Linked DNA regions of Mus musculus: region 2 is linked to region 1. A link is a loop called in an ENCODE intact Hi-C map of the cell type or tissue named here. Cell type or tissue: left cerebral cortex. All regions are shown on one strand. Each heading gives the region's core, and the rest is flanking DNA. Links, peaks and the distances in the headings are about the cores only.

Region 1 (3,855 bases), core at 537-3,036:
AGAAGCTCACCCTGAGGATATACATGGAAATAGCAAGACTCAGTTGGCAGGCAATAACAGGCAATTTATCCGGTTATTAATAGACTAATCAGGTTAGAATAGCTCAGAACTTGCGAAACATAATACCAGCAGCTTGTTAATAAAATCTGATGTCTCTGTGTCATTTATTCTGGAGCAAAAAGTATAGAATGGGGCAGAAACCTCCCATAAAATTACCACTCACTATAAAGTTTCTAGCACTAAACATTAAAATCCCAAAGTCATTGCACCCTATGAGTGGAAAATTGAGCAATTTTGACCTTTCTCTATCTGCTATGTAAATACAAGGCCTTTCTGGCCTAATGTTCACTCCTCAGTGCTAATGAAAGCATAGCTGACAATGGTCCAAAAATTGCAAACTTAGGAATGGTAGTGAAAAGAAACCTCATCACCCAGTTGAGTGGCCATCAGTGTGAAATACCAGCTACTCAGGACACTGAGGTAGGGGAATTACAAAACTACAAAGCAACCTCATAGTAAGATCTCAGACAAACAACCCAACAAACAAAAAGACAAAACAGAGTTGGGGTGTGACTCAGTAGTAGAGCATCTGCCTAGAAACCCCCAGTGAGCAATGGAAACTTGGCTCAGCAACTAGACCACTGACTGCTCTTCCAGAGGTCCTGAGTTCAATTCCCAGAAGCCACATGGTGGCTCACAAACATCTGTAATGCGATCTGATGCTCTCTTCTGGTGTGTCTGAAGACAGCAACAGTGTACTCACATGCATAAAATAATTAAGTAATTCTTTAAAAAAAATAAATAAAAGAATCCTCCAGTAAGAGGCTGGGGCCGTAGCTCAGTAACAGAGTACTTGCCTCTCCCACTAGTAAGAAGACTGAGGTATGGCTCAGAATTAAACATGTGCCTAGCATATATCAGGCCCTGGGTTCCACCACCAGAAAAAAACAACTAACATGATTCATGTATATGTATATGCCTAAAAGTGTCCTTGCAAAAGTGAACATGACACAGGGGTCTCAAGGACACCAAGGAACAGAAGCTGCAAGAATACTCCCTCTTCTAAATCCTGTAACTAAGCTTAGATATTGCACTTAATAAACACCTACTCAGTTTGTTGTATCTGACAGCCATGATGTCTAAAAGCATTTTATTTAGGGCTCTTTCCTTTCTTCCCACATGCATGGGGTAAAATAAGCAATAAACCCAATAGTAAAAGCAAAACCTCTGATTATCTTGGAGTTCACACTGAACCCATGTTGGGGAGTCTGTGCCTTGTTTCAGTGAACCACCCTCCACAGACAAGTGATGCCCCAAGCAGGATCAGGAAGCTAGAGGAATAAGCAACTCACCAGGGGACTTTGTGGGCTCAGAGGGGACTATGAGCTGGTCCCCCTCCTTTTCTTCCTTCTGTTTTACGTCTTCAGCCTCTGCGAGGCTTTCTTTTGGGGTCTCTGTTCCTCATGACAGACAGAAAAGTTAAATGGAAGTGAGGCCTAAAGGCACTCCCACCCAGTACAGTCTGAAGCAGAAAGGTCACAAGTCCAAAGTCTGCCTGGACCACAGAGTAAATTCCATTTTTAGTTTGGGTTACAAGATCCATGTAACTCAGCAGTGGAGCACCTGCCTATCCTGTACATTTTGATTTACAAACATACTAAAAAGTCATACCACCAGGGTAATGATAAAATTACAGACTCTAACCTGGGGGAAATTTGCCTTAGAACAAAGATACTCCTCTTTTTCCAGGAGATACTCAGAATTGGCAAAATCGCCAACTTTAAGTTAATTTTTTTATTGACTACAAACTGCCAATAGGAAATCAAGACTCCTCTAAATAATTCAAACCTGTCATGGGAAACTAAGCCATATGGAGATTTTTATTATTATCACATGAACAAGATCCTGGCTGGGTCAACAACTGCAACTGGTGCATCACACACAGCCCCCATGATCAATAGCTCCATCTCTGTGGCTGTTTCCCTGCATTGATCCCAGGATAAAGGGAACCCTCTCGACAGTCTAATCTCCACAGGAAAACAGTGACACCTACTGGACACTACACACACAAACATCCCGCTCCCTCACCTTCTTCTTTCTTCCTTTTCTTAGCTGTTTTGGTTTTGTCCTCATTCTGCTCCTCAAGAGTGTCTTGAATTGTCCGTTTGGGGAGCTGCTTCCGCGCTGGAAAGGTAAAGGGAGCACTGTAGCTGACCAGCAGTTTGTCTATGTCTGCCCCAGTGATCAGACACAATGCCTGATGAAAGTGGAGACTTAGAAGGTTCTGGATCCCCATCCTCTTCTTACCTATCATAGCCACTACCCCAGTGTACACCTCGTCTTTCCAGCTCTGAATCTGTGACCTTGGGTGAGTTATTTATTCTGTCTGTCCCTCCCTTTCTTGCATCATGAGAAAGGAAACAAGCTCCAGTAAATGATGATAACAGGATGTACTCAGTACCCGCAGCATGGTGTCTGAGAACCTTGAGGATCCAGCCACTACATTCCTCTCTAGCTCGTGTCACATGCTATCCTCAATCTGCCTCTTCATACCACACTGTACTCTCTAGAAACACCAGTGTTAGCATTCCCACACGTGTCCTGTTTTCCTACCTCTCAAAGTCTTTTTGTGACACCTATGCCTTTTCCGAACCTTCACTAGGCAACATGGACAACTGACTTCTGAGTCAGCTCTGCCCCAGGGAAGCATTCAGGAAGCTGCATATGTGATATTAAACTTGAGTGTTTAAAGGAGAGGAAAACAAAGCCAAACTGGAGAACCTAGTTCTAACTATATATCATGATCTCAGTACAATTTCAATTCTAAATTACGAGCAGTCTTTTTTTAATGCTGAGTGTGGGTTCATATTCATTATAACTTAACTAAATCTGGAATCCCTGTGTCTGTGAGGGTTTCTGTTGAGTTTTAACTATGGAGGATTCACCCTGAGTTTGGGTAGTACCATACTATGGGTGGGGAACCAGGTATATATAAAAACAAAGAGGAGAAAGTGAGCTGAGCACCAGCGTTATCTGCTTCTGCTTCCTGACATAATCCTGCTGTCATGCCTTCCCAATCATTATGGACTGCACTGTCAAACGGAACCAAAATAAACTCTCCTACCTTTTACATGCTTCTGGAAGGGATTTTGTCACAGTATGGGGGGGGGGGGAGAAGAAAATAAATATACACTTAGTTTTCCAAATCTGACATGCTGTACGTATGTACCTGGCAATTCACACATCGTGTTTAGGGTTTTAAAAATAGCATTCCATAAAAAAAGCAGATTCCCACACCCGAGTTGCTCATGGGAGACTGGAAAGACTTCCCTTGCTGAGGCCTGCTTTCGTGGAGCACCCCATATGTAATGCTTGGGTCCAGAGGTGTTGCAGAGTTTAGGGTTTTCAGTTTCATGCCTGTAGACGGCATGACTGAACTGAATGAGTTCTGACAGCATGCACCAGCTTCCCGATGTCCACTGAACCTTTACAAGTACCCATCTCAGTCACCTCAAACCATCAGAGCATGCTCAGTCCTCAGGTCACATATGGCCCTCACCTGGCCCTTCCCCATACCAATTCTTCTACTTCCATTTAGGTCTCAATGTCTCAGGTGGATTCTCTAGAATGTTCTCCAGTCTCTTCATTCAGTGTCTCCTTGATTTCTGTGGTCCCTGTGACAGAACTCCAAACTTAAGTGACCCACATGTTCCTAATTCACTCATACAACCTGGAATTCTCTTCCCCTCTCCTATCCCACCTGGCTCCCTTTGCCTTTCAGGGCTCAGCTTAGTTACCTGCTCTTCCAGAAGACTCCATACTTGCACTCTTGTGTTTCTACTCAGAGCCTTGTGC
Region 2 (3,855 bases), core at 491-2,990, 1.0 Mb before region 1:
ACACAGAGAGATATAAATAAAATAAGATAAACCTTACAAAATCTCCTTTATTTTTGATATTATAATTATACTACTCCCCACCACTCATTCCTCCTTCTAAACCCTCTCATGCATTTCTTTTTGCTCACATTTAAACTCATAGCCATTTCATTCATGGGCTGGACCTAGTAATGTCTTTTACATATGTAGCAGATGTATAGCTCAATCTTCATGTGGGTCCCTTCCAACTGGCACAGGGGCTGCCCTTAAACCTGTTGCCTGTCAGTGGACTATATTCTTCTAGCTGGGCAGCCTTGTTTGGCCTCAGTGGGAAAGAATTCACCCAGCCCTGAAGAGACTTGATGTGCCAGGGACAGGGAAATAAGCAGGGAGAGGGGGTGTTCCACCCTCTCAGAGGAGAAAGGAGGGGAGATGATTGGGGAGGATTATGGAAAAGGGTACATGGGGCAATGACCAGTATGTAAAGTGAATAAATTAATTTTAGAAAAAAAGAAAAAAAACCAAAATATTCATAGCCTCTTTTCATTGTTATTATATGTGTTTAGATAGATAGATAAATAGATAGATAGATAGATAGATAGATAGATAGATAGATAGATAGATAGATATTCTTAATTGCATGGGTACACTCTCTTCAGTGAATATAATGCCACTAGTATGTTTTCAGGGTTCACCATTTGGTATTGGACCACTAATTGGTATGCTTTTCCCTGGGGAAGATGATTCCTCCTTATCTCAGTGTTCCTTGGTTGCCTATAGAGTTGAGGTACTGTGAGTGTTTCCTTATAAATGTTTGCATGTCTCTTGGGCAGCTGTGTTGGTGAGACTTTAAAGTACCCAAAAGCATATTAGGCTCAAATAAAAAATGAGGTGCTGGAGAGAAATATCAGTGCACTGGCTGCTCTTCCAGGGTATTTGGGTTCAGTTTTCAGCATGTACAAGCTGGCTCACCACCACTGAGTTCCAGGTACCTCTGTGTCTATAAAGCACACACATGGTACATAAACATATATTCAGGTCATTCACATAAACATATAAAATAGATAAGTCTATTAAAATAACATAGGTGCTGAAGGGATGATCTGGTATTAGGAGCCATTACTACTCTTGCTAAAGACACAACAGGTTTGACTTGCAGACTCTACATAGTGGCTCATAACCATGTGTTCCAGGTGATGTTGTGCCTTCTTCTGGTCTCTGAGGGCACAAGTCACACACATGCAGTGCAGATAAAATACACAGACAGGTAAGCAGGCAGGTTGGCAGAGAGACAGGCAGACAGACATTAGAAAATTAGTGAAGGTCCATTTAGAGCTGAGCTCAGTACTGTAGCCTCAGGACATCTGGCAGAAAGCAGCACAAATCCAGTTTTTAGCCCCAGGATATAGCCTTTTAGTGAATGATGCTATTGAAGGCCAGAAAAGGGCGTCAGGTTACAGATGGTTGTGTGCATACCCTACTGAGTGCTGGGTATCAAATTTGTTTACTCTGGAAGAACAACCAGTGCAATTAGCTGCTAATGTGTCACTCCAGCGCCTCATCATAATATAATTTTGAATCAGGGACTCATTATATAGTCCTGTGTAGCCTGTAGATAAGACTTGTCTCAGACTTATGGAGATCTTCTTGCCTCTGCTCCCTGAAATTGAAGGCATGTACCATTTTGTCCTGTGTCCACATTATTTAGTACTTATCCATTCATTTGAGCCAGTATTTTATGTAACTCAGGCTGAATGGACTTATTTGTTTGTTCATTCATTTGTTTTTTGTTGTGGTGTGTGGATATGTCCACACAGTTGGCCTCAAAGGAGAGGAGGATGTTGGGGTGTATGCACTTAGAGTTACAGGTAGTTTTGAACCACTTGACAAGGATACTAGAAATGTAACTTGTGTCTTTTGCAGTCCTCAAAGACTGGTTTTCTTTGTTACTTCGTAATCCAGTAGGCTCACAAGAAATAGCAAACCACTTCATCTGCCAGTGCAAAACAGAGGCTCCAGGCAGCATAACTGTTATGTTGCTGAGTGGCCACTAGAGGGAAGTAACACACCAGCCTTCCAGAAGGAGTGTAGAGCCTCATCATGGGTCCTGTGGTTCCTAGTTGCCATCTATGTTTGCTAGGCGACCTCACATGTGGGAAAATAAGGGATACCACAATTTTATGTGGGAGGAAAACATGGGGAAGCAGCAGAAGGTTTGTAATTTGAACTAAAACAGAAAACTGAATTTGACTAGGATTTGTAGGCATTTAAATAACACTTTGTCATGAAGTTTGGCAGTGTGACTAAAACTTGTAAGAGATATTGTTTTGTTTTGTTTTTTTTCCCCCTATCTAATTCTAGAGATTGAGCCCAGGGTATATAAATGATATGCTAGTGAAGGGTGGGTGAGACATGTCACCAGTCTCACCAGTGAATTTTAGATGGGTGTTCTATCTACCTCTGGGCTACTTCACTGAGTTCTTCACTGGGGTAAATCTGGCAGGTGCTCTACTGAGACACAGTCCTCAGGACCTCATTAGTATATTGTTGGCAAGAGTTTTTAATCTCTAGGCCTTTGCATTTATGATATCTTAACATGTAGATATTTGTTTTTGCTTGTTTATAATCATGATTTTAATTTTTAATTTAAGATAAGTTTTATTTTTTTTTATTTTTAACTTGTGAGAACACAACTGTATCACGTTCTTCTCCTCTCTCTTCCCTCCAAACTGTCCCATGTATCCCGTCTTAAACTCTTTCAAATTCATGGCTTTTTTTTCTTTGATTGTTGATGCATATATAATATTCCTAAGTACATAACTTGCTCAGTCTATACGGTGTTACTTGTATTTATGCTTTTTCAAGACTGACAATTTGGAAATAGATAGACAACAGCTGTGCTCATCTCCTGGTGAAAAGTATTTCTCCCACTCTCACAATTACTTTAGTGTCTATAATTCTAATGTTGAGGTCTCATGAGTTTTTTCTTTACATGTTTCCATGCCTATAGGTATTGCATTTGTTTAGTTATGTTAGTGAGACTTCTTTATGGGTGTAGCATCTCTGACATTTCTAGGAGACAATCTCACTGCAAAATTCCTCCCCCCTTTCCCGCAATGATGCCTTAGCCTGAGGTGCAGGAGTTGCTTTGTAGATATATGTGTTGGGACTGGAGCCAGCAACTCTGCATTTTGATTGGTTGGACTTCTCTCATGGCATCAATCATGGCAAGGAGAAATTTCCTTGATGGGGAGTGAGGTCTGCACATATTGGAATGTATAAAGACATATTTATAGTGAAGCTGACGATAATGTTCATTTCAAAACACAAAGGTGTAGGTTCCCCTACAAGATCTATGACTTCATGACCTCTGGGTAAATGGCTAGGTTTCCAGAATTACACATGATTACTCTCCCTGAGCAGGTTGACCCAATTAGAGGGTTACTGATAAACACCAAGTTATACATGCCACAACACCCAAAAAATTACCATGCCAGGCTGATCACTGTGGTAGTTTATAAGTGACAAAGCTGGGTAAGAGTGTTGGTTACTTCTTTCTATTTGAAGCTTATATGGCTCCTTCTGATAAAGTAGAGGCTACTCCTTAGGGAAGAGGCATTTCAGTCAGCTTGGGTCCTCTTGGCCTATGTCGAAACTGCATGATGTTTTCAGAAATGAGGCTTTACTTTCCACCCTGAGCAGACTGGTGCCACTAAGGGCAAACAGCTGTAGCAGTTTTAGAAACCTCTTGGAAAACCACAACCAAAATTAAAAGAGGGCTTCTCTTGCCTGGTGTTAGGATTTTCATGAGACACTCTATGAGTCTTTAGGGGAGCGTTGCTGACCAAGATAGGACATCTTCATTTTCATTTTTTG

What was found. A loop is a pair of places that touch in the nucleus more often than their neighbours do. Peaks named below come from ENCODE experiments on the same cell type or tissue, not always from the same donor. Only the 100,000 strongest peaks of a DNase experiment are listed, where the experiment ranks them.
Region 2: it touches region 1 in a loop (8-fold over the local background); 12 of 42 quality-filtered maps call a loop at or near these places.

Annotation. Positions count from the first base shown.
Region 1 is chr7:13,286,993-13,290,847 of GRCm38, reverse strand. It overlaps Lig1 (ligase I, DNA, ATP-dependent), which reads right to left. Exons shown (of 29, transcript NM_010715.3): 6 at 2,089-2,184; 7 at 1,353-1,454. Among named protein-coding and RNA genes, the nearest start is that of Lig1, 10 kb to the right of the region's middle. In left cerebral cortex, for the core only: a CTCF peak has its summit at 2,066 (motif pointing left); DNase peaks (open chromatin) are centred at 2,072 and 2,687; H3K27ac peaks cover 229 bases.
Region 2 is chr7:14,315,585-14,319,439 of GRCm38, reverse strand. No RefSeq gene overlaps it. Among named protein-coding and RNA genes, the nearest start is that of Sult2a6, 63 kb to the right of the region's middle. In left cerebral cortex, for the core only: a CTCF peak has its summit at 2,017 (motif pointing right); a DNase peak (open chromatin) is centred at 2,041.